Regions from separate parts of the Homo sapiens genome. Here all the other regions are linked to region 3. The links are chromatin loops, found by intact Hi-C in ENCODE. Cell type or tissue: dorsolateral prefrontal cortex. All regions are shown on one strand. Links, peaks and the distances in the headings refer to the core of each region. The heading gives the core; the rest is flanking DNA. Region 1 overlaps ZDHHC14 (zDHHC palmitoyltransferase 14). Region 2 overlaps SYNJ2 (synaptojanin 2). Region 3 overlaps SYNJ2 (synaptojanin 2).

Region 1 (9,685 bases), core at 2,811-7,810, 400 kb after region 3:
GACAGGGCTGTGGGCTTCTCTCTGGTTTTGGTTTTTAAGACATTAATTATCTAGCAAATTGGCCCATTCAAGTTAATCTCTCTCTTGACCCTGAATAGCCTTGATTCACTTCACCAAAATTCCCAGTCCCCTATTGGATAAATGATGCCAAGTGTGTGCCAGGGACAGGGTTGGAGGTGGGGAAATTGATAATAAATATTAAGTAAATATCCATTATGTGAAGACAAGTGAGTCGTGATCCTGGCTTCTGGGAATTTTTCACAGTGAGGTGGGAAGAAGGGCTGGTCACAGGAGAGTGGCAACCACTGAGTTAGGAAATGTTAGAAGCGGGAGGCCTCTGAAGACCATGATCTTGCTTTCCAGGGGAATGAGCTGAGAATGGACTGGGCCACACGTGGGACCGGAGTGAGGGCTAAGCCGGATTCGCGGTCACCCATGGAGCACCGTTCTCATCAGGGCCAACTCCTTCCTGGGGCCTCTGGGGAGCAGGTGGAAGAAAGCAAGGAGCAGAGACGGTTTGGGAAGTTGTGGAAGCTCCTTTGTGGGGCTGTCACTTTGGGCTCACAGGTAGCGTGGACAAGGAGAATCCCTGTGAGTTGGTGCCTGTGAGCGTGTGCGGTTGTGTAAGGAGGGCACTGCCCCATGAATTACACATTGCAGGTGGGTACAAGTAGTTAGGTGGTTCAGAAAATCAAAAATGGCTACATAGAATGGACCTATTCCATTTTCTATACGTGCATGCAGCATGACAATAAAGATGGCTCGAAGACATCACAGTGCAAGAACTCTGCAGGCCCTTTCAGCATGAATTATTTTGTGACCTGTGAATTGCCTTCATTCCAAATAAAACTTGTGTGCTTTTCTTTTTCCTATCTTCTTTTCTTTTATATAAAATGGCAACTCTTTCTCAGGAGTAATAGCCTTTTTCCATAAATGCAAATCACTTGGGTTACTTGTATCATTGGTCAATGTGTCTTGTCTTTCATATGGTTATAAGGAGCAAGGCCATGGCTTTGAACTTGAGTAGCTTTAGCTGTTAGATTTATGGTCTGGAAAGAAGCCAGGAGAGGAGTTGCTGTGTCCCCTGTGGCTGCCCCCATAGTGACACACTCCCTAAGTCCAGAGCCAGTTCGTTCCCTTCTAGGTGACCAATGAAAGTGAACAAAGTGGTCATTTTCTTAATTTCATTCTGATCAGTGTCTAGGAAGGATGATGACCTACATGATCTCAGCTTAGACTGTAAGCCGATTTCTCCTCCTCATTTTCTGATACCTTTACTAGGACCTCAAGTTGCACTTCTGGGATTGAGTGACACGTTAACACAGAAGGAAGCCCAGAAGACGCCCGACAGAACCTTCTCCCTGAGCGTCCCCTCCCCTCTCCCTACTTCCGATCAACTGTTGCACGGCAAACTGCAAACGTAGAGCAAATTCCACTAAGATGGTGTCAAAAAGAGATAATTAAAGAAAATAAATGATGGAAAACTTGCCTCTTATCTAAGAAATTATTCTATAAATATCTCCCAGTTCAAAGATTTGACTTTTGGTTGTCTGGGGACCATTCCTCGCTAGGGACATTTCAAGAAAAACTCTCCCCATCTGGATGACTTTGTTTTCATTTATGCTATTAAGGATAACCGTACGCAGATCCAAAATAACAGAGGACGTCATTTTATTGGCTGTCCACGGGAAGTTTCATCACACACGGAGGTGAAGACTGTGGGGGTTGTGGCACACAATATCTCAACACGAGACCTCATCGAGCGGCCAAACAGAAGGTGAAGTGACACCCGACACGACGGAACCCCAGCCGCCCTCTGCAGCCCCGGTGCCACCTCTCCACAGACGCCTCAGCCCAGTAAGCTGAGTGATGACACTGTCCATTAGTCTCAGTTCGTTGCACTGTCTTCCAACAAAACAGCACTTGAAAATTCACAAAATTAAAAAAAGAAAAAGAAAGCAGCACTTCCTTGGAAATAGCAACACCACTGTAACACAGACGGCAGCGTGGCATGCAGATCCACACCTGGTCGGTTTTTTCCCTTTAGGATTTTTTTTTTTTTTAATTAACAAATGGAATGGCAGGTCTGTTTCAAATATTAGTAGCATAACACATAAGTGCAATTGCAGTCTGGCCACAAGCGTCAGAAGCCTTCCGTGTGTCTGTCACAAGGGCGGGCAGACACACTCCGATTCCACCCCTGGAGGGTCACCAAAAGAAAGCAGCCACTTCTCTATTTCCATTGTTGTCAAAGCACTCAGGTTGGGGAAGAAAATTCAAATGAAACCAAGCTCTCAGCATCCGGGGCCAGCCACCCTGTGCCATCCTAAGTGGTCTCTGTACCCCAGACCTGGGGCTGTCATCTCCACCGTGGCATTGGCTGGGAAAGTCGCTGTGGGACACACCCCTCCGCTCACTCCTGCTGCCCATGGAGGAGCCTCTGGTGTCCCCCGGCCTGGGGCCATGTGGGTCACACGGAGCTGAGCTTCACCAGGCCGCGCACAGAGTCCTCATGCAGGGAGTCCTGGCTGGCCAGGCCCAGCACGTGCATGGTGCGGCTGTGCGCCAGGGGGCTGCCCGCCGCCAGTAGCCTGGGGGGCGAGGGCGCCTCATCGGGCGTCAGGAACTGGTGGCCCATGTGCTCATCTTTCCGGGGCATCACGTCCGCGAGCGTGGCCTCGGCGAGGTTGGGCATGGAGGCGGGCGGTGTGGGCGGGCCCAGTGTGAGGCTGGCGCAGGGCGTGCCCAGGCCAGGCTTCCCGGGCAGGTGCAGCTCGTCGCTGGTGAGGCTGGGCTCGCTCTGCAGCAGGGGCGTGGCTGCAGCCTGCAAAACGAATTTGGTGCTCTGAATGCACTGGTCTTGGTCGCACTGGAGAGCGGGAGGCGCCAGCAAAGAGAAGGTGGAGAGGAGGGGGCAGAGGTGGGGAGGGACAGGGATGGGGACAGGGCACGGGCGGGGAGGGTGGGGTGCGAGAAGAGAGAAACCGTTAGTGACACCTCAGTCAGCCAGGCAGGGAGCGCCTACAGTGGTCCAGGTGCATTGGGAGAGACACCCAGCGCCTGGTGCTGCAATTGCCTCTGCTCAAATGAAGTCACCACGGGTGCCCAGTCATAACATGCAGCCACTGGTTATGAAGCCAGTGGTCTTGGTTCCCAATTTAAAGGACATAATTAAAAAAATCTCTTGGACAGAGTCACAGGCCATCTACAGCAGTGGGTGGCTGTTTCTTGTATGCTGAAAACCATTTTTTAAACCACATTGTTTTAAAAATACAGGAGTTGTACACCCATGTTCATAGCAATGTTATTGATAGTAAGTCAAAAGTCAAAAGTGACTCAAGTGTCCACTGATGGATGACAGCAGGGACAAGGTGCGGTGTAGACACACAGTGTTACTGATTCAGCCTTAAAAAGGAAGTGCATTCGGACACATCCACGAGATGGGTGGACCTTGAGGAAAGCATGCTAAGTGAAACAAGCCAGTCACAAAAAGACGAATAACTGTGTGATTCCACTCAAACAAGGTCCCTGGAGGGTCATGTTCTTAGAGAGAAGGAAGAATGGTGGCTGCTGGGGCGGGAGGAAGAGGGAGCTGGTGTTTAAGGCATGCAGAGTTCCAGCCATGGAAGATGAAGAAGCCCTGGAGATGGGTGGTAGTGGTGGTTGCAGAACAACATCAACGGACTTAATACTACTGAACTTATACTTACAAATGGTTAAAGTGGCAAATATTATGCCATGTCTATTTTACCACCAAAAAAAGAAAAGACTGTTTGGTAAAAGCCTAGAATTCCCCACTGCTAAATTTCCAACAGCTTCAAGAGCCATTCCCGAAGCCTCTGTGGTCTGAGAATGCCCACGTTTGAGAAGACGTTTCCTATTCTTCCACGCGTTCTTAAGTCACATGATATCTGCCTCGTGTCCTCTGTTTCCCTTCGCTCACTGGGCAAAGAAGATAGTGTAAGCACATTTCCAGGCTATGCGACAGGCACCCCTGATAGCTCCGCAAACCCTCTCCTTGAACTATGGGCAAGTTTCAGAACAGCTAGAAGAGACTTAACAGGACTTATAAATCTTCAACTTGAGCCTGTGCGGTACCTTCTCAGTGAGATTCAGGAGCAGTGTTTTGATGGGAAGGAGGAACAGACATGGATATTAGGTGAGCAAATCGGGACTCTGTGCTCAAGCTATAAAGTGGCTGCTCCACTTCACTTCTGCAGGAGTTCTTAGAATGAGCCTGTTCCCCTCTTCACAAATGAAGACCCTGGGGCACAGATGGGTTGGACAGCTCGATCAAGACCTTACAGATGAAAGTAAGGGATGGATCTAGGATTTGGAGCTGGGGTAGACCTCTTTCCACTATTCCACATTGGACACAGCAGATGCTTAATAAATGTTATTTGGCTTATTATCTCCTCCTCTTTATCAGAAGGCTAGAGTTACTGAAGAACCACTCACCAATGGCTTTGTGATTTAGGTGCTCCGACCTCTTCCTGATAAGAGACTCGCACAGAGCTGCCATTGCTCATACCCCTGCAGCCACAGAGCGGTGCAGAGCCAACATGCACAACGCAGCCTTGAGGGGAGGGAGGAAGTTCACCCAAAGCTGCTGATCCTAAGGCACTTATTTCATGCAGTGCACACTTCCTTCCCAGCCTCATGGGTTTCTTTCTAAAATCACAAGTAGTAGGCCACCCTGAGCCACCCTCCAGCCTAGAAGAGAAGGTTGAGGGGCTGCAGTCTTCAAGAATCTGCAGGCTTTAGATGCTCAAAGATTAGGTCCTAGGCAAGAGTAAAGTTCATAGTGGAGCTATGAAGAGGGCAAGCAAGTCTCACGAAGATCCTTGCTTTTCTGTGGCTTTAGCCTGGACAGTGCAATTGCAAAACACTGAGAAGCTGGGGAAGGCTTGGGAAAGAAAGGTGCCAAAGTGCGGGGGAGGGGAGGGGAGTAGGGTTATTTGGAGGAAAGGAAAGGCCATTAGAAACTACTTGGAAGGCGGCCGGGCACAGTGGCTCATGCCTATAATCCCAGCACTTTGGGGGGCTAAGGCAGGCAGGATCACCTGAGCTCAGGAGTTCGAGACCAGCTTGGGCAACATGGCAAAACCTCATCTCTACAAAAAATACAAAAATTAGCTGGGCATGGTGGCACACAAATGTAATCCCAGCTTCTCAGGAGGCTGAGGTAGGAGAATCATTTGAGCCCAGAAGGCAGAGGTTCCAGTGAGCTGAGATCACGCCACTGTACTCCAGCCTGGGCGACAGAGCAAGACCTTGTCTCTAAATAAATAAATAAATAAAAAGTACTTGGAAGGGGCTGACTGTGAAGCGTTAACAATCCTTTCCACTCATCACCACAATCATTTGTGCCACGGCGGTGCTTCTCCAAGCTGTCAGGTGGGCAACAGAGTAGCTTTCTCTGCTCTTGCAGGGAATTTCAGCTCAGGGTGCAGGTCCCTTCCGGTGGGGGCTACTGAGCAGGCTGCAGACAGCTGTGGCCTGTGTAGGCTGCGGGCGCTCTCCCATGCTGTCAGCTCTGCTCAGGACATGGGCTCAGTCTTGACAGGGCAGAGGCAGAGGCAGAGCAGCCTCATTGATTAAACATTCGTCTTCTGGAAACTATACCAGGGTTTGGACGGACTGTGCTTTGCAAAGAATGTTTTATGAACATCACCGTTTCGTATTCTTACTGACAGAGGCAGCTGAGCCGCAGCGGCACTCCCATTTCCTGTAACTCCGCACAGCCTCCAGCAGGCCGGGCCTGGGAATGAGCCCAGGGCGGAGCTGCCGCTTCAGAGAGCTCAGCTGGCAAGCCAGCGCCCTTGCTGGACCAAGGCATCTTGTTTTCAAGCTTCCCCTCTGGAGCCCTCACTCATCCTAATGCTTTCTGTCCACACAATACCCCCTGGCTCTAAGGAACAAGGAAATGGCAAATTAGATTTGCTTGTCTCTGTTGACCTGAAGAAAGCCTTCTCTACTGAAGACTAATTGGCAAATTCTGTTTTAGGGTTCAGCCCAAGTACTTCTGACTGACTCTCACAGACTCACAGAAAAATATGTTCGAGGGTGGAGCTGGAGGAGACAGTCAAGGTCACACAGTAGGAGCCTGAGGGCAGAGGCGGGCTCCTCTCCTTCCAACCCTCTCTGTCTCTTTCACCTTCCCTGTGGGAAGAGGTGGGCTCGCCTCAACCCTCTGTTTCTTTCAACTTTCCTCTCTGGGGAGAGGTGGGCTCTCCTCCACTCTCTGTCTTCCCCCCCCACCACCCCTCTCTTGTGCATTCTTCTACTTTGCACTACTCCATCAGCTGCTGGCCCTTTTCCTCTCCCCTGATCACCTCTCTGCCACCTAAGCCTGCAAAGAGCTCCTGCACACCCACGAGAACCTTCTCGGATAAGGTGGCTGTCGGCAGTGGTCGGTTAAGCTCCTGAGAGACTGTGTTCCCTGTTGGGGTTGATGCAGAGTTGGGTGCACCTTCGGAGACTTCCATTTGCAAACATCCCTTTGCTAACTTAAAGATAACAGCCCTAGAGGTGGCTTTACTGGGAAGCTAATGATGCTTCAGGCTCCTTTACTTACACAGCCTCTTTCCAAGGCCTCGTTCTCTGCATATTGTTTGTTTTTTCTTAAAGGAGGTCTCCCATGGCATGGTTCAGACCACTCCAAACCTGGCCCACTCCAGCACATACCTACTGGTGCTTTGCCATGCTGTACCTACGACTTGTTAAGAACTGTAGCAAACACTGTGTGGGCCTCACTGGCCAGGACCTTGTTGGAAATGCTCTTGAGTTTGTCAAGGGTGAAGCTTAAGGACTTGAAGAAGGTGTGAAATAATATTTGTGAAAGAAGAAGTTTAGCCTAAGCCATTTAATTTTTGTTTTGTTTTGTTTTTTTTGAGATGGAGTCTCACTCTGTCACCCAGGCTGGAGTGCAGTGGCACGATCTTGGCTCACTGCAGCCTCTGCCTCCTGGGTTCAAACAATTCTCCTACCTCAGCCTCCTGAGTAGCTGGGACTACAGGCACGCACCACCATGCCTGGCTAATTTTTGTATTTTTTTTTTTTTTTTTTTTAGTGGAGATGGGGGTTTTACTGTGTTGGCCAGGCTGGTCTCAAACTCCTGACCTCAAGTGATCTGCCTTCCTCGGCCTCCCAAAGTGCTGGGATTACAGGTCTGAGCCACCGTGCCTAGCCCGTAAGCCATTTAATTTAAAAAATCTATATAGAAGTCACTCAGAAATGTTTTCCAAATGACTCTTTGGAACCCTGACTTATCTGATGATAAGCACCTCTTCTACACAGATTTGTTTAAACATCTTAAAAGATGACTGTCTATCTAAGTCTAGCTATGGGTGTTTCCCCTGATAGAGGGACTGCTTTTGTAGTAATAATGAACCTACTCTCTGTGCCCTCCCCAGCTTTCCTGCTGGGATGACAGCAGGGGGCAGGGGCACTGGCATCAGGCACCTAAGTATCTAAGTCCTGCGTGTAGTTCACAGCTTTGAAAACACTTTGCCACATTCAAACTGATTTCCATTTAGAAGGCAAATCTCAGTTGGGGCACACGGGGACCAGGCTCTGTTCTGCAGGGTGTCACCCATCTAAATCTCCTGTTGGCTCAGAAGAGAGCACTGGCGTGGACAGAGCAGAGTTTTGTCAGATTCCAACCAAGGGTAGTGCAATGACTCTACTGACTGGAATTTACAATTCTCATTAAACGCTCTCAAAACGTCGCCTGTTTTGAACATATGCTTCTTAGAAAAAACTTAGATATCAAATGACTCAGGGATACCTGATTTTTTTAAAAGAGCTTTTCCTAATTTTCCACTCTGCCAGAATTCCAAGGGCGATGGGTTCATAAACCTTCATGGCTGTGATTCTCATTTGAGAAAGTCATGGGGGAAAATGGCCAGTATTTTCAGGGTTACTGTGGAGATGGCCATGACAAATATTCTTACACTTCCCTTTTTTTTTTTTTAAACCTTTGCTTCTAATTCTTATTTGCCCATTTCTTGTTGACTTTTCTACTTAACTTTCTTGCTCTCTGGACTCACCAACTCTCTTCCCCTCTATCCTTCTTCCCCATTGATTTCTCTCCCACTTCTCCTTTTTCCGTCTTCTCTTTTTCTTCTTTGTTTCTTCCTTTCTACCTCTCTCTTTTTTACTTTGAACCCTTTTCCCTCCGCTACCCAGCCTTCCTGGCTTTTCATTTGAGGACCCTTTTACCTTCCACCAGTAGAGGGAGACATCACCGCTCGCTTTTTCTCTCTTACAATTTGGTGGCTGTGCATACATCCCGGCTAACACCAAGAAGCCGTTGGTTATGTTTGAATTGATCTAACCAGTTATATAATCCTAAGGAAAAACAGCTGACCACTTAGATATCTGACAGTGATAGTCCATCTACTCTGAACAGAAAACTGAGATACTCATGTTTTTATTCCAAAACAACCTTTTAAAAGTTCATATGTATCAAATATTAGGTTGAATCATATGACATTACCAATTTTTAAGGTCAAAAATTGGCCGAATGCTGGATACTAATAGAATAGAATTTTGATTTCTTGTAAGAGTGTCTATGAAAAGACCTTTCTGCTGGCAGCATAAAAATCCCACTGTCTGGAGTGCTGGAGCTTTTGCTGTCATTGCAGTAAGTCACTGTGACAGCTGATTTACTGCCCAAATGAAGTGTCGGCATGTAACTTGCAAAGAAGTTTATGGCTTCAGATGTCTGGAAGTCATACACATTAGCACTTAATGTTACAATTTAAAAATGCCATAGAGATCATTCCTGTTTCTGCAGATTCTCAAATAAAATTGCTCATGTAGGAATACATTTTATTTTACCCTAGCTGACGTCTTGTCTGAAAAAACCGAGTGTACAGATGCTACTAAAAGCAAAACTAGGAGCTTTCTAGATGGTCTGTGTACAAATTAAGAATGAGTGAAATTATTTATTTCTTTTGCTCCAATTCTGTCAAAAGCATTAGAGTTACGCATCATGTATTTCTGCTTGGCTGTGAAGCTCTGTTCTGGGGTCTTATGAATGCTTATTAACAGTTACAGAAACACCACAGTCTTCTAAAGTCCACCTAAAATGCAGGTGCAGGTTGGAAGGAGAGCTTTTTTGTATTCTTTTATTTAACATTATCATTTACGTTTGCCTAAGTTATTTTTTTTCCTACTACATTTGATTTTTCAGATTACATGGAGAGTTCTTCTGCAATACTAGCTTAATAAATCATGCAACTGCTGGTTTAATCTTGTTTTGATACTGGATTGGGGTATTTAAAATGTTAGGTTAAGTAAATACAGTAAATGATTTTCTAAAAACAAAATTGTAGCAATTATGTACCATGTTACTATCTTTGCATTTAGCATGCGATCCCAAAGGACCTTTGTAGCAACAAGTGCCAGATATAAGCATAAATGATGACACCAATGCTATACAAAAGTTAAATTATTTGACAATCAAATGAAGTGTGTACACTAAAAAGTGGATCATAACTGGATGTCGTGAGTATGTCATGCATATACATTGTTCTAGATAGAACTTCAATGTTAGCTCATAATAAAAGCCAATAATGAGGGAAGCAGCAATAATGAAAATGTGGTCCTCAGCTGGCTCTGGGTTATCTGCACATACTTCCAGTATGGGTCCTTGAAATTTCATAGGAGTTCAGATGGC
Region 2 (9,685 bases), core at 1,749-6,748, 55 kb after region 3:
TAATATCCCACCACTGGGCACAGGAATTAAATTAATCTAAGACCGACAAAGGCCAGTTCGCTTCAAGACTTGCTAGAGAACACTGCATCCCAAAAGACTAAGGGTTCAAACTCCCCTCCAGGGAATCCTCCTTCTGAAGTGACTGCCCATGAAACCAGCCCTCTGCTAGCCTGTGCAGAGGAGCCCCCCACCAGGAGTCCACACCCCGAGGCCACACAGCCTGGCCTTCCAGCTCACACCTCGTCCTCAGCCCTCTGCAGGCCAGGTCCCTCTCACTCAGCACCCTCCTCCCTCCAGCCCTCCCAGGGACAGAGGAGAGACAGCAGAGCTTCTCAGTGGTGGCAGCGTCCCCAGGCCACACTCTAAGAAACTGCCTGTGGCCAGCCCGCCTGGTGTTGGAGGAGCACTCCACACTCTTCATGGCTACCATGTGCATGGCCCATGTGGACCTCCTGAGAACTAGGCAACATAGAGATGAGGCAGTTTTCCCAGGTTTACAGACAGGAAAACAGTCCTACAGAGATTAAATGCAGTTCAGCTGTGAAGTGGGAACTAGAATCTAGGAGGGCTGTCTGCTAGAGAATTTATAGGGCTGTCGTGTACAGCTTCACAGGTTGCGTACTGCACAACTCCAGGAGACACAATTCATTATAGTCTGGGATAGGAGTAGAGTCCCTTGAGGCTATAAAACAGGTAGGCCTTGAGAGCTTGGGTTCAAGAGAATTTAAATTGCTATAATCATTGGGATAAGTTCTTTTTTCTGCTACATTCTCACTTAATATGCTTTGTATTGTGTAAACTTCAGGAAGCCTGACTCCCTGGCTAATCACGGGAGCTCCAACCCCTTCCTGCTGGCATTTCAGGAAGGAAAGGGGAACTTTGGGCTTTCTACAAAAACCTTGGAACCTGGAAAAAGGCTTTTATGAATTTTTGTGCATATTTCTCGATTTCTAATGTAAAAGGCTAATTTAGGTAGATTGAAATTTTTCCCAAACTAAGGGAAAACTTGTCCCAAATTAAGAGCCTGTGGGGAAGCCTCTTTCTTTGCGCAGAGATGCTTAGCTAAAAACATTGAAAGGGAGGCCCACTCCTGACTCAGCTGGTTGTCTTCGTGGCAACTGAAAGTTGGAGTCACACAGCTAGGGTCACATACATGGAGTCACACAGCTGAAGTCACGCAGCTGGAGTCAGGCAACAGTGGAGTTAGCCACGCAGTGAAATCAGTCACACAACTGGAGTCACACAGGTGGGGTCACACGGTTGAAGTCAGTCATATAGTTGGAGTCATACAGGTGGAGTCAGTCACACAGAGTCAGTACACAGTTGGAGTCACACAGGTGGGGTCACACAGTTGAGGTCAGTCATACAGATGGAGTCACAGTTGGAGTCACACAGTTAGAGTCAGTCATACAATTGGAGTCACACAGGTGGGGTCACACGGTTGAAGTCAATCATATAGTTGGAGTCATACAGGTGGAGTTAGTCACACAGTTGGAGTCAGTCACATAGTTAGAGTCAGTCCACAGTTGGAGTCACACAGGTGGGGGTCACACAGTCGGAGTCACGCAGGTGGGGGTCACACAGTCAGAGTCACGCAGGTGGGGGTCACACAGTCAGAGTCACGCAGGTGGGGGTCACACAGTCAGAGTCACACAGGTGGGGGTCACACAATTGGAGTCATACAGATGGAGTCACAGTTGGAGTCACGCAGAGTCACACAGGTGGAGTTAGTCACACAATTGGAGTCAGTTACACAGTTGTAGTTGGTCACACGACTGGAGTCACACAGGTGGAGTCAGTCACACAGGTGGGGTCACACAGTTGTAGCTACACTCCGTGCTGCCCAACATGCTCAACAGCTGAAAACACAAAAGAAAATAGATCACAGTTCTGGGTCAGGGACTTACAGGGGAAAAAGAAAATCAAGTTAAAGTCAAACGCCCCTTAAGATAACCAATGGGGACTGAAAAAACTTGATTTAAAGCCCAATCCTTCCATCCTTCAGATGCTCAGGGTGCTTTCCAGAATGTGTTGAAAACAGACCAAATTATCCTGACATCGCCAAAGTCAAACTCATACACACCACACTCAGAGAAACTCCAACCCACTCCGGGGGGTGACTCTCACAGGTGGGCAGGGGTTGGGGGCACCCAAAGCCTCGGAGCAGGGCTGGTCTCGCATGGTCCACAAGAAGCCTCATTCCCTTCTGTGGGGTGTGGGGTGGCGGGGACTGGCTGAAGGCAGGGAGGAGGCCTCGCCTAGGGCAGCCCTGGGAGGTGGTCTCCTCTCTGAGCACTCCCTGCCCCATTAGACCCTGCTGACCCCCGCAGACACCCTGGCTCGCTCTAATAAGACATCTTTGGGGCTGCCACCCTTCCTGGTTAGGACCAATTTCCCACAGCTGATCTTAGATCACAGCCCTGGGAAAAAACACTTTTCCCCTGGGATGGGGGAAGGTACTGCACTTCCTGTCCCCCTTGTGAGCCCAGCCACCTGTCCCTTTCAGAAAGGAGAACAGCCTGGTGGTTGAAGGCAGTCCCTGGTGCCGCAAGGCATGAGTTTAAAACCCAGGGCACCACTTGAGAATGGCGTGACCTTGAGCCGGTTACTGTAATTCGTCGAATCCCAGTCCCTGTCGGATGCAAAATGAGTCATTCATGTAAGGACCAAAAGCAGCTGCCAACTATAACTGAAGGAAGCCAAGACTGTGAGGCATCCTGGGGGCCCAGATACTACCATGTGGAAAAAAGGGCATCAGCATGGATGGAACGCGGCATCCCTGCCACACCTGCAAGGCAGGGTGACAACAGCACAGGTGGCCTCGGGAGCCGTGTTAACAAGTTCCTAAGTGAGTCCCATGCAGGTGCAGGCCACCATCCTCACGGTCATCACCATGGAAGGCAAGGGCCACAGGGATTTCCTGCAACTTCAGGAAGATCGCTGCAGAGCGGAAAGTCCTGCAGAAAACCCTCGGCAGCCCGCACATTTCCACAGAAAAAGCAAGCGTTTGGAGGCGCTTCAAACCCCAACTAAGTTTCTGACCTAAGGCAAGTTACTTGAAGCTTCTGAGCCTGTTCCCGTTACTGTAAACGGGGACAAAGATGCATTATCACGGTAGCCTATTTTTAGGATTAAATAAGTGAATGTACGGCTAGCTCTTGGCACGAAACAGACATTTCATAAATGCACTTTGTCATGTGGGTACTGTGTATTTTTCCTAAATGCTATTTGGAAATGATCACTGTAATCGTCACAGTTCAGGGAAAAACATTCCATGACAGAAAACACCCAGAAAAGGAATGGCCAACGTAACCGTGCTTTTCTGGCAGCTTTAAACATCCTCAGTCTCTGAAAACAGCTGCTGTGAGCAGGGAAGGGAGGTGTGCGCTTGGCTCAGGGAAAGCCCGAATTCAGACAACCCATACAGCCATTCCCATCTCAGCCAGGTGGGACTGAGAATCAGGAATGCGACTGGGCTCTTGTCTCGGCCCCAGAAGTCACAAGAGATGTCCACAGCCAGGTCACAGATGGCAAGGGGGCCCCTGAGAGAGAAGGAAGGAAACAGGTGGTAGAACCTAAAGCCCCAGGGCTCCTGAGCTCCAGGAACAGCTGAGTTTGGCTGTGACCACCCACGACAGCCGGCCACCACCGGCTCACCCCCGAGTCTCTCAGAGTGAGCAGAGATGCCCACGTCTTCCTGGAAGTTCTCTCCCTTCGCAAGTCAGATCACACTGTCCCTTCCTCTCCCTCCCACCCCACACTGACTGACAGTCACACATCGGTGGCTTTTTTCTCCTGCTGACAACTCCCAGCCCACCCCTGTGCCCCCGGGCATCTGCCCTGGTCCCTGTCTTCACCCACCCGCCTTGGCACATCTTCTAGAGTACTGCGGACAATGCCCTGGGCAGAAGCCCCAGACCAGACTTTCGAAACACTTAGGCCCTCGCCGGCAAGCAATGAAGACGAGCTTCTCTGGCACAGGGTGGGGGTGCCGGGAACCCCACCCTGCTCCCCAGCACAGGCAGGTGACAACCAGGCAACACTCACCTTGACCTCCCCACCTGCAGGTTCCTGCAGGAGGAGCAGGTCCCGAGGCATAAAGAAACATCTTAAAAGAGAAGAGAGGTCGGCCAGGCACGGCGGCTCATGGCTGTAATCCCAGCACTTTGGGAGGCTGAGGCAGGTGGACCACCTGAGGTCGGAGTTTCAGACCAGCCTGACCAACATGGAAAAACCCCGTCTCTACTAAAAATACAAAAAATTAGTTGGGCATGGTGGCGCATGCCTGTAGTCCCAGCTATTCAGGAGGCTGAGGCAGGAGAATTGCTTGAACCCAGGAGGCAGAGGTTGTGGTGAGCCGAGATCGCGCCATTGCACTGCAGCCTGGGCAACAAGAGCAAAACTCTATCTCGGAGAAAAAAAAAAAAAAAAAAAAAAGAAGAGAGAGAGAAGAGCGGTCAAACAGAATGCCTGCACTGAGGCCCCTTCCGACACAGAGGCTCCTGCCCACCGGGGAGCCTGGCGCCTGCTCCTCCAGCGAGCGGCTACTCACCAGATTTCAGCCTCAGCTCCCCCAGGCAGCCGTACGCGTCCGTGAGCTTGCCATACTGTCCTTTAATGACTTCCTTTTCTTCTGGAGCTGGGGAAGAAACACATCACAGAAGGCATCAGCGAGCGTCTCCTGCTCATTCCTGTTCATTCACACCCGGCTTGCCAAGCTGGCTTCCCACCCACTCCAAAAAGAAAACACAAAGACAATAGCTCGGCCCACAAACACCAAGTGTGGAGGTTTTATGATTCGCGAATCACAGAGCTGCAAGGATTCAGACCTTCCCACCAACAGCTTGCTCTCTGGAAGTGCTGACAGCTTCCTGGGGGCTGGAGGAGCTGGGGTCCTGGGGTTCTGGCGTCCAGCTGGGGGCAGGCACCTGGGGCCTGGCCCTATTACTCTACCTTGCTGTCCCTGTCCACGGGTATCATCCACTAGAGGCTACATCCTGGAGATGCCCACTCACTCCAAGGCACCTGTGGAGGTGGTAACTTGGGGAGACTGGGCAGAGGTGCCTGAGTACCTCTGAGTGCCCAGGGCCTGGGTCCAACCCATCCCAAGGAAAGCTGCGTGCCTTGCCTGCCGGGTCTTTGGCAGTGATTGTCCATGCTCAAGCCAAGGCATGTACTAGTTTTAATGCAAAACTGACAGAGGGAAGAACCATTAGGCGCAGGGAGCCCTAATGGTTAGGGAGAGCCCTAACCTCTCCAATGATGCCACAGGCCCTTCTGGTGACGACGGGGCAGGCCTTTAGACCCCTTCTCAGAATAATGTTTTAAGTGCACAGAACAAAATACAAAGATAGATGAACCTTGAAAACATTATGCTACATGAAAAAAGCCAGTCACAAAAGACCTCAGAAAGATTCCATTTTGGCCGGGCACAGTGGCTTACTTTGTAACCTGTAACCCCAGCACTTTGGGAGGCGAAGGCAGGCGGATCACCTGAGGTCAGAAGTTCGAGACCAGCCTGGGCAACGTGGCGGAACCCTATCTCTACTAAAAATACAAAAATTAGCTGGGCGTGGTGGCACACGCCTGTAATCCCAGCTACTCGGGAGGCTGAGGCAGGGGGATGGCTTGAACCCAGGAGGTGGAGGTTGCAGTGAGCCGAAATTACGCCACTGCACTCCAGCCTGGGTGACAGAGTGAGACTCTGTCTCAAAAACAAGATTCCATTTCTATGAAACGTCCAGAACAGGCACATTTCTAGAGACAGAAAGTAGATGTTGTGGTTGCCAGGGGCTGAGAGTGGGGAAAGGGGGAATGTAGATAATTGCTAATGAGTACGAAGCTTCTTTTAAGGGGGACAAAAATATTCTAAAATTAGATTATGGTGATGGTGGTGGTGATGGTTGTACAATCCTGAAAATATATTTTAGAAACATGGAGTTGTACACTTTAATGAGTTGTATGGTACAGAAATTATATCTCAATAAAGCTGTTATAAAAATCAAGAAAATAAATATGATCACAAATACCAATCTTATTGAAATCTAGTTATCAAAATTTTTAAAAAATGTTATAGTATAGCAATATATGTGCCTTATCAGCATATTAAATCGCAAAATCCAGTGGGGTCTATTAACCACCTTAATTTAAAACTAGTAATGGGAACAAATGCTACTTCAAGATATCTGAAACAACACTAATGTGATGTGGAGACATCTGTAATTGCAATTGGTGACAGGGTCAGAGATACGGCTAACCCACATTGGTGACAGAGTCACAGACATAGCTAACATACTGGTTTTGTTGCCTGCCTTCCTAATTAGAGGAAATGCTGCATTTCAGGTAGGATTTATACAAATAAAGATGGACTTTTCTCCCCACCCAAGAAAACTAATCCTCAAATCCTATGCACAGAGCCCTTAAGGAGCTTTGGGCCCCAGAAGAACCCTTGGGCTGGATGGAACCATTTCTACATCATCATGGAGGTAAGAAAAGGGGCAGCTGGTTCCCTCTCTACCTCATTGTCTTAAGCAGCCGAAAAGGATTCTTAGGCTGCCTCGACTCCCACAGTTAAGGAATTTCAACCAGGAACTAAGATCCCAAAGTGAAATGTTAGAAAGGAGAAAATGACAGAAAACATCAGCCCCTCATACCAAGCCCTCAGAGCAGATGGACTGTGAACTGACTTTCATCACTTCCTGCTGTCTCTAAAGATGTTGACTCAGAGAGGCAAGTGTAGAAAGCTTGGATGAACATTTGAAGCAGGTGAACCTTGTTTTAGCTGACACACATCCCAACACCCCAACTCAAAAGATCCACCATGCCATGTTTTCCAGGACACATTTGATTTCCTGGTTCCTCTCAACCATCCCCATCCCCCTCAAAGGCACTTGTCCTCATCAGACCACAAGTCCCAACTGGGATTGGAAATATAGTCAGACAGTCCCATCCTCCCCTCTGAAGCTCTTCCTACCCTCAGCCCCCCAGGAGTGGGTGCTGGCAGCCCTAGAGCTGCCTCGCTCAGGAACCAGCATGGACTGGCTGCTCCTGCCTCATGCTCCTCTAGCGAGCACAGGAGGACAGAAGGCAGGCACCAGGGCCTCACAACATGACCTGCTACCACCCACCAATCAGATGGCTCTGTCCAGGCTGGTTCTCGGGACATAGCTGGTGGGGCAGAGAGTCGGGACAGACCGTAAGACCAGAGACCTCCCTTCCTCCATTTCTCTAGGCAGGACTGATGGTAAGATGTGATTTAAAGAGCAGGACTGATTACCAGCGTAGCTGGAGAGGCCAACAACTTGAAAATACACCCAATTCCCATTATTCACAGTAGCTATGTTCCATAGAGTTACCAGCAGATACTGAAGCAAGCAGCACTCCTAAAGGAAATGCAGAGTTAGGTTCCTGAAAGCCTCAGGTTGCAACATTTTTGTCAATCAATCAATACTAACCTTGTTTTATGTGTTTTTCTATTTAAAAGACACCTTACTGAATAAACAGATGGTCCTCAACTTACAATGGGGTCATGTCCTGATAAACCCAGGATAGGTTGAAAATATCCTAAGTTGACAATGCATTCAATACACCTAACCTACCAAACACCATAGAGGTATGTCTCAGCTTGCCTTCCACCTATCCAGAACACATGTTAGCCTACAGCTGGGCGAAATCATGAAATACAAAGCCTACTTTCTGAAAGAGTGTTGAATATCTTATGAAATGTATAGACTATTGAACAGAAAGTGAAAAACAGAATGGTCCCATGGGTATTTGAAAGATGGTTTCTACTGAATGCATATCACTTTCACACCGTTGTTAAGTTGAAAAATCATACTGGAAGGAACCATCGTAAGTCAGGAATCATCTGTACAGTGTTGATTCGTTAACACTCAACCAGTGGCACTAGAACACAAACCTGAATACAGTTTATCAAACACACATATTTTCCCCATAAGGCACATCACTGCCTTCTTGCACTTGGAAACACTAGACAGCACTTTCAAACAGTGAAACCACGAAGAAAAAGCACAAAACATGGAAAACATGGCACTAAACAAATCATGAAAACCACACTCGTTTACACCAAGAGGCTGAAACAAGATGGCAGAGCATCCTTTTCAGCTGGGAAAAGGCTCATCGGGTAACACATTTTTGCCACTCTGCTGGTGTCTATGAGTTCTGATCTTGGGGTGACAAACAAATTTTAGAGAGCAGATGAATTTACAAATATGGAATCCACAAATAATGAGGATCCACTGAACATGGTTTAAGGACCTGGCAAACAGCGAGGAGACTTACTAGGAAAACAGCCATTCATCAGCCTTAATGTGAATTAATCTGTACAAGGGCTCTTCACCTGGGGTGACAGAGGAAGCCCCTGGCAGCCATTGGAGCTTCAAGGGGTAGCTCCTGGGGGAATCTGTATACAAAATTGTTCTCAAAATTGTATGCAATTTTTTTTTTGACAGTCTCGCTGTGTTGCCCAGGCTGGAGTACAATGGTGCAATCTCAGCTCACTGTAACCTCCACCTCCTGGGTTCAAGCTATTCTTCCACCTCAGCCACTCAAGCAGCTGGGATTACAGGCATGCGCCACCATACCCAGCTATTTTTTGTAGTTTTAGTAGGGACGGCATTTCGCCATGTTGCCAGGCTGGTCTTGAACTCCCGACCTCAAGTGATCTGCCCGTCTCGGCCTTCCAAAGTGCTGAGATTACAGGCATGAGCCACTGTGCCTGGCCAAAATTTATGCAAATTTTTGATATGTATTTTTATGGGGGCTAAAATCCCATTTTCAACAGAATCTCAAGAGGTCGGTGCCCCCAAAAAGGTTAAGAACCAGTTTAATGAATGAATATTTTCCCCAATGCTCACTTGAATTTGACTGGGTTTTCTCTGGGGAAGGGAGAGTGCAGAGTAACTTAAAGATAATCAATGAAATCATCAACCTCTGAGAGCAGCAGAAGCCCCTCGTCTTGAGGACTAAGCAGACTCTGCTGGCAGCAGGGTGGAGAGTTACAGAATATGAAGTGCCTGGGATATTAGGTTCTCAGGATCACTTAGAAAAGTACTGGGAAGCCACTGTCCCACCTTTTCCATCAGCCTGCCTCAAAAGCTCAGAATGGTGGCAAAATAGCATATTAGTCTCCTTTACTACCGCAACAAATGACTACAAACACAGTGGCTTAAGCAGCACAGACTCATGACCTTACAGCTCTGCACTCAAAATTCTGAAATGGATTTCGCTGAGCTGAAAGGAAGGTGTCGGCAGGTCTGCATCTGCTCCGAAGGCTGCAGGACAGAATCCATTTCCTTGTCTCTTGCAGCTCCCAGAGGCTGCCTGGATTCCTTGGCTCTCGGCTCCTTCCTTCCTCTTCAAATTCAGCAATCGCGGCAATCGGATCCCTCTTCCATCCTCACATTTCCTTCCCTCTCCCTGCCTGGCCTCCCTCTTCCAGCTTTTAAGGACCCTGTGAGTGCGATGGACTCATCCAGATCATCCAGGATAATGTCTCCTCTCAAGGTCCTGATCACATCTGCAAAGTCCTCCTGCCATGTAAGTGCCACATTCACAGCCTGGGAAGGAGGATGTGGGCCTTCCAGCCCACAGGTCTCCTGCCTCTGCTCACACACTGATGAAGGGTGAGGAGAAGGAAGAGGCATCCTCTCCCCCAGCATCTGCT
Region 3 (9,685 bases), core at 3,140-8,139:
TATGGTAAGAGCTGCAGGAGCTGAGAACACTCGGACTCATTCTAGGCCCCACCTCTCAGAGCGCTGGGGCCACACAGGCGTTCACAAACTCATCTAGAGGAAAATTTGTATTTTCTTTTCACAGATGCAATTTCCTGGCTATGCTCTCCCAAAATGTGTAATTAGGTTTTTTTTTTTTTTTTTTTTTTTTTTTTTATGTACTAGTTACAGATATTCTAACTTTAAATAAACTTCACTTCCTAGCTGGGCATCAACAGTTGTTCAAAACATACTTGACAACTAATGATTTTTAAAAACTAACTTATTTTTACTGTGTCTTGCTCGTGTCCAATTTGGAATTAGGGCTTTAAGCAGGTAAAAGTGTAGCTGAACAAAATAGGCTGGATAAAGAACATGAGGGGGAGCATGGGGGGCAGGGAGGGAGGCAACCTCATGCTCCCCGCTTTCCCCACCCAGAAAAAAGAGGTGGGGGTGTGGGGGGGAGCTGTGATGCAGGGGCAGCCAGGAGCAGACCTATTTGCAGGTCACTGTCTCTAGAAAGAGACCAGAGGAGGCCAGGCGCAGTGGCTTATGCCTGTAATCCCAGCACTTTGGGAGGCCGAGGTGGGCAGATCACCTGAGGTTGGGAGTTCAAGACCAGCCTGACCAACATGGAGAAACCCCGTCTCTACTAAAAATACAAAATTAGCTGGGCATGGTGGTGCATGCCTGTAATCCCAGCACTCAGGAGGCTGAGGCAGGAGAATGGCTTGAACCCAGGAGGTGGAGGTTGTGGTGAGCCAAGATCACGCCATTGCACTCCAGCCTAGGCAACAAGAGTGAAACTCTGTCTCAAAAAAAAAAAAGAAAAGAAAAGGGAAAAAAAGAGGCCAGAAGCAGAGGCTCCCTGAAAGCACAACTTCCAAAGCTTAGGGGTTAAGGTCTGGGATGACTTTTGTGTCATCTGGGGTTATGAAGAAACTGATTTATGTAGCAGCGCCTGGGGTTGGGTAAACGTGACTCTCCCTCCGTCGCATTTCTTATTCACCCTCTGCCGACTCTCGAACGGGCACGGCCCCCTCACCTGTTTTATCAAAGGGATGTTTCTTCCTCCACCACAGCACCCTGTCTGTCCAGGCGGGGGTGCGGCATTTGTCGCTTGTATCGTAGGCGGCTGAGCCAACGTCATACTTGTAGGTGGGTCCAAAGTTAATGGCTCCTTCGTGAAAGTCCTTAAAAATCTATTGGGAGAAAAAGAAGTCATCAGGCCACCGTAGTTTTCGATCCTGAATGTTATATACAAAAACGAAAACTGAAAAGGCAAGTCCCTATTCTTAAAAAGTAACAGAAGCTCCATTACATTTGAAAATCTATCTGAAACTGGACATATGTGTCTTTTAATTAGCAAAAAAGTGATCCTCAGCTCATCCCACTGAGGGACACACCGCCCTCGTATCTATCTCCCCACCCACTCCAGTGTCTGATCTATCCACTGTCTTCTTGTTGCCCCCCAGGAGACAGTGCAGGGTCCGAGGCACGGGTCAGGGGTGCTCATCTTTACAGTCCCATGCCTGGTGCCATGTCTGGCCCACAACCCCGAGGCCTTCATCTATGTTTGTTGACTAAATGAGCTAAGTACATAGAAGCGCAGAGTGAAAGTCAGCTCTCCTCTCTCTCTCCCCCTGGGGTCTCGCTCTTTTGCTCAGGCTGGAATACAGTGGTGCAATCACGGCTCCCTACAGCTTCAACCTCTGGGGCTCATGTGATCCTCCTGCCTCAGCCTCCCAAGTAGCTGGGACTACAGGCACGCACCATCATGCCTGGCTAATTTTAGTTTTTGTAGAGACAAAGTCTCCCTATGTTTCCCAGGCTGGTCTCAAACTCCTGGGCTTAGGCAATCCTCCCGCCTTACAGTCGTGAGCCCCCATGCACATCCTTCTTTTCTTTGTTTAACTTTGGATTGGCCTTGCTTCCATGGGAAGACCAAGGGACAAACACACCCTCATTCTCTTGGGCATCACTGAGAGGATGTGAGAATGTTGGTAGTAGGAAGACAGGAAAACCTGCTTTAGGAGGTTGGTATGGTCACTCGTCCATGTGGCAACCCTTTAGCACTCCACACACTGGAAGGGGCTCAAGTGGGAAGACACAGTAAACCTCGAAGAACGTCCAAATCTTGCTTCAGGAGAGACCTTATCTGCCCTGTCCTCACACTTTTTTTTTTTTTGAGACGGAGTTTTGCTCGTTGCCCAAGCTGGAGTGCAGTGGTGCGATCTCGGCTCACTGCAACTTCCGCCTCCCAGGTTCAAGCGATTCTCCTGCCTCAGTCTCCTGAGTAGCTGGGATTACAGGCGCCTGCCACCATACCCAGGTAATTTTTGGATTTTTAGTAGAGATGGGGTTTCACCAAGTTGGCCAGGCTGGTCTTGAACTCCTGACCTCAGGTGATCCGCACGCCTCGGCCTCCCAAAGTGTTGGGATTACAGGCAAGAGCCACCGCACCTGGCCCTCACACATTTAACCAGCTTCTTTCTCCACAGCTAAATGGAATTTAAATGTACTCCCCTCATCTCAGCTCATCCTGCTAGGAAGCAAACAGGCACTAAAATAACAGTATTAGAAGGAGGAGAAGGTTGACCGGGCATGGTGGCTCATGCCTGTAATCCCAGCACTTTGGGAGGCTGAGGCGCACAGATCACCTGAGGCCAGGAGTTCGAGACCAGCCTGGCCAACATGGTGAAAACCCGTCTCTACTAAAAATACAAAAATTAGCCAGGTGTGGCGGCACACGCCTGTAATCGCAGCTACTCGGGAGGCTGAGGCACAAGAATTGCTTGAACCCAGGAAGGTGGAGGTTGCAGTGAGCCAAGATAGTGCCACTGCACTCCAACCTGGGTGACTGAACAAGACTCTGCCTCAGGAAAAAAAAAAAAAAAAAAAAAAGGACAGGAAGTGTGTATGAACAGCCACTCCTGTACTGTAACCTCACAAGCCCACCTATTTTCTACAATGTTGGAAACAGTGAAATCCACTCACGGAACTGAATTTGCTGCACCAGCCTCTACATCTCACAGATGTCATTCCATCTTGGAGCAGCTGCTAAAAAATGTTTTTAAAGCACAACTTACTTTTCCACTTGATTTCTGTAGCTGTAGTTGATCAAATTCCAGAAGTTTCTTCCAGTCTTGGCGTTTAACAAAATAGAAGACTTCTTCATAAGTAAGATCAATGCGGTAGTTGAAATCGCCACACCAAAATACATAATCATGAGAAAAAACATTTCTCCCCTAAGTTGAAAAGAAAATCATAATCATTCAGCCCATCTTGCAAGGAAGGTGGGAGAGAGGAGAAAAACAAGCTCACTGGGGCAAGCAGGAGTATTTTTCTCAAAATGCTACTTAGAAAAAAGAAAGTTTTCTACTAGAGCATCTTGTTTTTCACTCATCCCATAAAACTATGGAGGAATTTTTACATGGCTTACTTTTTAATTTTAAATAATAGTGTTTCTGAGTGGTTTGAAGAAAGCTCCTACCCTAAACGGAGGAGAGCAACATGGCCAGCATTTCCTCCATGGATCCCCGTCCTGAAGATCAGATGCACCCTTACTTTGGAGTGTCTACTCCTAGGAAGCAGCACCCAGCATTCAGCGTTAGGAGAATGAGGTTTCAAAAGAGCAGCAGAAATGCTCAGGATGTGCACCTTCATGTAACTTCCTGAGCTTTTTCAGGTGACCCTTCTCCATCTCTCTCTAGCTCCTCCTTCCCATCCTGCCCAGTCCTAGGAGCCCACGGCCCCAGCTCAGCCCCGGAGAGCTCCTGGGGTCCTTGCCTTCCCTGTCTCTTCCCCAGGAATGGGGAAGACAATGACAGCAGCTGCTGTGGATCAACTGTCCGCAAGGGCTGGGCTCTGTTCCAGGTGCACAAAGCAGATACCACCAGCTCTCTCTTAGATTAAAAAAAAAAAAACAAAGTTCAGAAACAAAGGCACTTGCTGAAGGTTACACAGCTAGTGCATGATACAGATGGGATTTCAGCTCCCATCTGCCTAGCTCCAAAATCAGCTTCTCTTCTCCTATAATATGAGGCATTTCCACTCCCCCCATGACAATAATCTGGACAGAAGATTAAACAGGTCCCAACCAAATAAAATGAGCGTCTAGATAACACTGTCAGACAGAACTTTCTGCAGCACCGAAATGTTCTCTGTGCCATCTGATGCAGGAGCCACTGGCCACATGGATACTGATCATTCTCACTGTGGCCAGGGAAAGCAAGGAATTTTAAATGTTATTTAATTTTAATTAATTTGAATTTAAATAGCTACTTATGGCCAGTGACTACGGTATCAGACAATACCAGTGTAGAATGTTGGCCAGGCACCATGGCTCACACCTGTAATCCCAGCACTTTGGGAGGCTGAGGCAGGCGGATCACTTGATGTCAGGAGTTCGAGACCAGCTGGGCCAACATGGCGAAACCCCATCTCTACTAAAAATACAAAAACTAGTTGGGCCTGGTGGTGCACGCCTGTAATCCCAATTACTCAGGAGGCTGAGCCAGGAGAATTGCTTGAACCTGGGAGGTGGAGTTTGCAGTGAGCCAAGATCATGTCACTGCACTCCAGCCTGGGTGGCAGAGTGAGACTGTCTCAAAAAACAAAAACAAAAAAGAAGTGTAGAATGTTAATAGGTCCCTCAATATTTTTATGGTAGAAAAGAACTACATTATAAATCCTTTAATTACTTATTATGTATCCCAAGTTTACTATGTCAAAGTAGCACTTTTTTTTTTTTTTTTTTAGACAGAGTCTCGCTCTGTTGCCGAGGCTGGAGTGTAGTGGTGCGATCTCAGCTCACTGCAACCTCTGCCTCCTGGGTTGCGATTCTCCTGTCTCAGCCTCCTGAGTAGCTGGGATTACAGGTGCACGCCACCACGCCTGGCTAATTTTTTTTGTATTTTCAGTAGAGGTGGGGTTTCACCACGTTGGCCAGGCTGGTCTCGAACTCCTGACCTCAGGTGATCTGCCCGCCTCGGCCTCCCAAAGTGCTGGGATTACAGGTGTGAGCCACTGTGCCTGGCCCCAAAGTAGCTATTTTTAAGTGAGAAGGGTTAGACTTTTTTTTTTTTTTTAAACTGCATTACACACAATTGAAAATTTCCCAACTCGTTTGTTTCTTTTTTAACATAAGAAATAAACAACACCAACAGGAATTATGGCACTTCTTAATGAAAACTAAGGAAATTTTGCCTTGAGTGCTCGTGCAGCCCAGTAAAATGGGACGTCAGTTTTAAGGATCTGTTCTCACAGGGAAGAGCTCTGTGACCCAACCCACCACCTCTCAGACAGTGGAAGATTTTGCAGCAAGAACAGCTGAAGTCTATCCTCACTTCGGGAAAGAGGTGGCCTCGTGTGCACCACACGCTGAAGCTGTGCCCGGGTAGCATCTTTGCACAGGAAGGAGAACATTAACGTCTAGATTTGAAAAGAAAATCCTCCAGTTTCAGAATGAAACCCTCCGGACCGCCACGAGAGGGCAGTGTGCGGTTCGCTATTGCAGCTTCGAGGACAGGCAGGATCTGGGCTCCTTGGTCAAGAACCGTGTTCCCAGTCAAAAAGGGTCCATTGGTCAAAAGGGTGTGCTTATCTGAGCCACCACAGAAAGTACATGTGAAGACTGTGAATCTCAGGAAGGTGGAGTCTTAGGCTGTGTGGATTCAAATGCTCTTCACCACTTGGACAGGACAGACCACGGACATGGTTTTCTTCCCTAAACCATCACTTGAATTAGAAAATCAGAAAATGCACACATACAAATCCAGTGGCCATGCAGACACTCAGGAATTGTACAGCAACGGGAAATGCTGCAAAGCTGGCCCCCTCCAGGCACGTGGCTAACCCTGCCCCAGGTCAATTCCATGGAGGGACATAGCCCTCTCCCCCTCCCCCAGCGCTGAGCCCTCCAGGAAGGGGCCCTCCCTGTGGTTGTGTCCCCAGTGCCTGGCTCCTATCAACAGTCACATTTGGGACTGAGCTGAGCAGGGAGGTGCTGGCTGTCCCCACGGCGCCGCTCACCATTGGGAAGCAGAGTTTCTGGGTGATCTCCTTGTAGTCTTCATTCCGCTCCTTCACCTGGGACTGCCCGGCCGTCAGGTGACTACATATGAAGCAGAAGCTGGTGCTGTGGAACTGGAAGCGGATGCCGACGGCGCCCTTGTTCCCCGCCTTGCCCCCCATGCCCGTCTTCACTGTGTCGATGGCTACGTCCCTGGAACAGAAGGATACGCGCATGCCGTCGGCTCCTGAAGGAGAAGTGTGACCCTGCTTTGCCACAGAGAAGGGCCCAGCAGCAGCTCGGGACCTGCTGCTCTGAGTGCTCCAAAATCATCAGCTCAACACAGTGGCCACCGTGGCCGTCATCGACTCCTGGTCAGGAGGCCGCCTCCCTCCTGCTGCCCACCGCTGCCTGGACATCTCCCCCACACCCCAACTGGGAAGTGCTCACTTGAGCACCCCATGAAGCCGAAGACAGGGCAATGCCTGCATCCGCCCAGGTTCTCACTGCCACCAGGAGCGGCGCAAACATCACCACCCACCAGCCCACCCCACTCCTGTGCAGCCATCACGCCATGCATGGGAGGTGTCATCTGGGCAATCAACACATTTTTAAATTATTATTGTTATTTTGAGACAGAGTCTCGCTCTGTCACCCTGGCTGGAGTGCAGCAGCGTGATCTCAGCTCACTGCAACTGTGGCCTCCCAGGTTCAAGCAATTCTCCTGCCTCAGCCTCCTGAGTAGCTGGGATTACAGGTACCCACCATCACGCCCGGCTAATTTTTGTATTTTTAGTAGAGGCAGGGTTTCACCATGTTGGCCAGGCTGGTCTCAAACTCCTCACCTCAAGTGATCTGCCTGCCTTGGCCTCCCAAAGTGCTGGGATTACAGGCGTGAGACACCGTGCCCAGCAATCAATGCACTTTAAGAGCTAGGAAACGGGCAGCTGTTTATGCTGGGCTGGGTAGATGGTCTCAAAAGGACTTTTATGCAATGCCAGAGCCTGCTTGCATTCAAATGCCCACTTATGACGCATACGAGTCCATAGAAACATGGGCTGCAAGCACATTTGTTAACATTTCCACAGCCATGCCACAGACTGAGGCCTGCTGGTGCATCTGCTCGCTGGCAGACAAGGTTGGGGGGATGACTGATGGAAGGGGTGTAGGCGGAAGCAGCTCAGGGCTAAAGGCACGTGAAGCCGAGGACACCGAGCCTGGGAAACCTGGCTCTCCTCAGCTCTGAGCCCTTTCTCAAATGCTTTACCTCTCACCCTCACCCCGCCCTTGCCTTTAACCTTTACTAACCTTCACCTGCTAACCTAGGACACTGCCAAGCTGCCCAAATAACACAAGCAGAGGGACAGGGACCTAAACATCTTCTGAAAGTCAGAGAAGAGGATTATGGGCAGCATAGTCTTAGTCTCCAGGTGCTGCAGGGGTGTACCCGTGGTGCTCTTGGCAGGCACAGGCCCTTCCCGGGACCCAGGGGCTCAGTGGGGAGGTCAGTTCAACGCCTGCTGCCAGCTCGCCGAAAGGCTGGTGGAAATTCAAAAGCCATGGGTAGGCCCAGGTGGTAAGATGAGGCCAACCACAAGCTGGGGAAAAGATGAGTTCCTCCAGCATCCAAACACCCACACCCACACCCCAAGAGGAATGCCGCCCCTAAGCTCGCCCCCTTTCTGATGCTCACAAAGCATGCACCTTGGAGAAATGACAATGAGGTCACAGTTGTAGAGGCCCACACGTTCTACTTAGAATTCTTTTAAAAAGGGACAAAAGAGTTGGCATTTCCCAGTGAGTTACTCAGCTCTTGGTCAGAGGTTTCCTGTCTATAAGATTCCAACAAGGAACCCTTTTCCTTGCACGGAATTGAGCTTGGGCGATGACAATCATGTAACACCCTTTCTAAGAGTTCAGCTTCCTGAGTTAGACATTTCCCATGGTGGCTTTTTAATCGCTAGACAATATTCTATTCAGCCCAGTTTTTCCTAGGGGGTTTTGCTACATTTATCTAAAATAATGGTAAGTCCCGATTCCTGTTACAGAAGGGGATGGGGGAGGAGGGGGAAGTCAAAGAACAAAACACAAAGACTAACAACCCCTTGTTCCCCAGATGTGTGTAAACAGAATGTTCTTACCTGATGAACGGGACATGGTATGGACGTACAAAGATATAAAGACAGACGCCCACCAGCTGTGCCGAAGTCAACAGAATGTATCTATGAGAGCGTGAGATGGCTTTCTGAAGCTGTTCACCCCACATCTTCTTGTTGGTAGTACTGGAAGAGAAAAGGAAAGGATGCTGTTTACAGGTAGCTGGAAGTACATCTATCTCCCACCTACCAAATGCTCCAGCCCAAGCCTATTCTGTTTGCAGAACTGATTTCACGCTGCCCGCACCCCAATATTAGTGTCATGCTTTCCTTCTTCTACTGGAGGATCTGCGTGTTTTTGGCTATGCCTCACACATCACAGCAGCCCTCCCTTGACCCCTGAAACCCAACCCAGGACCTTCTCATAGCAGCCCCACAGAGTCAGTCTTATTTATTTGTTCAGAAAGTTCCTTAAAATAAAGCCAGGCCAGTTCAGCAGGGGGTGGGGGGAGCGCCCAGTTGACTTCATATCAAATAAAAATCCAGTGGTTTTGATTTTTTCCTTTGCCCTGGTGTGCAGGAAGAAAGTACCTCTTCCCGGCACTCACACTTTCTCACCTCTCCCCAGGAAACATGAGTCAACTACTCTCCCAGTCCCAGCCCCGCCCTTCCCCTGCACCCCAGGTCCACACATGCCAGCTCCCTCTGGCAGCATAAATTAGCCTCAACAAGTGGCCGAGGCCAGAGCACTGCAAAGAAAACACAGCAATCATCAGCCCTTCCTTTTACTTCCTAAGTGGCAGGGAAAGAACGGGGTGGTGCATGTGTGAGCATAGAGAAGGAGCCAGGTGAGAGATCCCCACACAGCCAGGGCCACAGCTTAGCTGGCTCAGAAGCAGGCTGGCTCCCGGAGAGCCTCAGAGGCTCTGCTCCCAGCCAGGCACCTGACTCAGGAAGTCCCTGCCTGGCCCCGCACACCTGGCCCCTTACCTGGCATTGACAATATTCCCTGCGCTCAATTCCACCATCTCTTCAAACCCCACAGCAAATATGTCAGCTGGGCTGCTGTCATCTGGGGAGCAAGGCAAGAGATGACAGAAGTCAGAACCGCCAAGTCCCGCATTACGAGTTCATGGGGCTCCCCAGTGCCCTCTCCCGAGTCATGCTGTCCACTGCCTGAGTCCAACTCCAGGTGGCTACCATTGCTGCTGGGAACTGCCCCAGTGGAATCTGCTTCAGAAATGCCTGGCTTAAATGCAGCAGTGAGCCCAGAGGGGCCCTCCGTCCATTCTGTTCCCTTTGAACAGGGGAGGTCAGAATTTAATATAACCTTGTAGCCATTGACTGAATCTGTCCAGTCACGACCTCTGACACCCAGGCTCCTGAGCCACCAAGCCCAGTCATGGCTCCAGCTGCTGCAGAAAGTGAGAGGCCCACCTCCCCAGGGTCCAGCTAGGAGGACATGGCCTCTGTCAGCGAGAGGCCAGGCAGGCTGTCCACTTCCTTCTCTGTTGACCACAATGGGCAACCTGGAACCTCTAGTTTCCCTGACTTAAAG

Evidence for each region. Peaks named below come from ENCODE experiments on the same cell type or tissue, not always from the same donor. Only the 100,000 strongest peaks of a DNase experiment are listed, where the experiment ranks them.
Region 1: it touches region 3 in a loop (2.4-fold over the local background); 4 of 110 quality-filtered maps call a loop at or near these places.
Region 2: a loop joins it to region 3, with 3.0 times the contacts of the local background. A loop is called at or near these places in 26 of 110 quality-filtered maps.

Annotation. Positions count from the first base shown.
Region 1 is chr6:157,665,908-157,675,592 of GRCh38, reverse strand. It overlaps ZDHHC14 (zDHHC palmitoyltransferase 14), which reads right to left. Exons shown (of 9, transcript NM_024630.3): 9 at 1-2,869. The coding sequence ends at 2,471. Among named protein-coding and RNA genes, the nearest start is that of MIR3692, 140 kb to the right of the region's middle. RefSeq lists enhancers at 5,013-5,618, 5,619-6,226. In dorsolateral prefrontal cortex, for the core only: a CTCF peak has its summit at 5,743; DNase peaks (open chromatin) are centred at 5,506 and 5,762; H3K4me3 peaks cover 576 bases; H3K27ac peaks cover 1,176 bases.
Region 2 is chr6:158,012,158-158,021,842 of GRCh38, reverse strand. SYNJ2 (synaptojanin 2) reads right to left here. Exons shown (of 27, transcript NM_003898.4): 2 at 4,553-4,639. Among named protein-coding and RNA genes, the nearest start is that of SYNJ2-IT1, 16 kb to the right of the region's middle. In dorsolateral prefrontal cortex, for the core only: no CTCF peak of the experiment used is centred there; a DNase peak (open chromatin) is centred at 4,646; H3K4me3 peaks cover 3,490 bases; H3K27ac peaks cover 5,000 bases.
Region 3 is chr6:158,068,161-158,077,845 of GRCh38, reverse strand. It overlaps SYNJ2 (synaptojanin 2), which reads right to left. Exons shown (of 27, transcript NM_003898.4): 13 at 9,118-9,199; 14 at 8,173-8,313; 15 at 6,052-6,244; 16 at 3,108-3,266; 17 at 1,064-1,220. Among named protein-coding and RNA genes, the nearest start is that of SYNJ2-IT1, 72 kb to the right of the region's middle. RefSeq lists enhancers at 5,556-6,117, 6,118-6,681, 7,665-8,864. In dorsolateral prefrontal cortex, for the core only: CTCF peaks have their summits at 5,301 and 5,502 (motif pointing right); a DNase peak (open chromatin) is centred at 5,515; H3K27ac peaks cover 4,260 bases.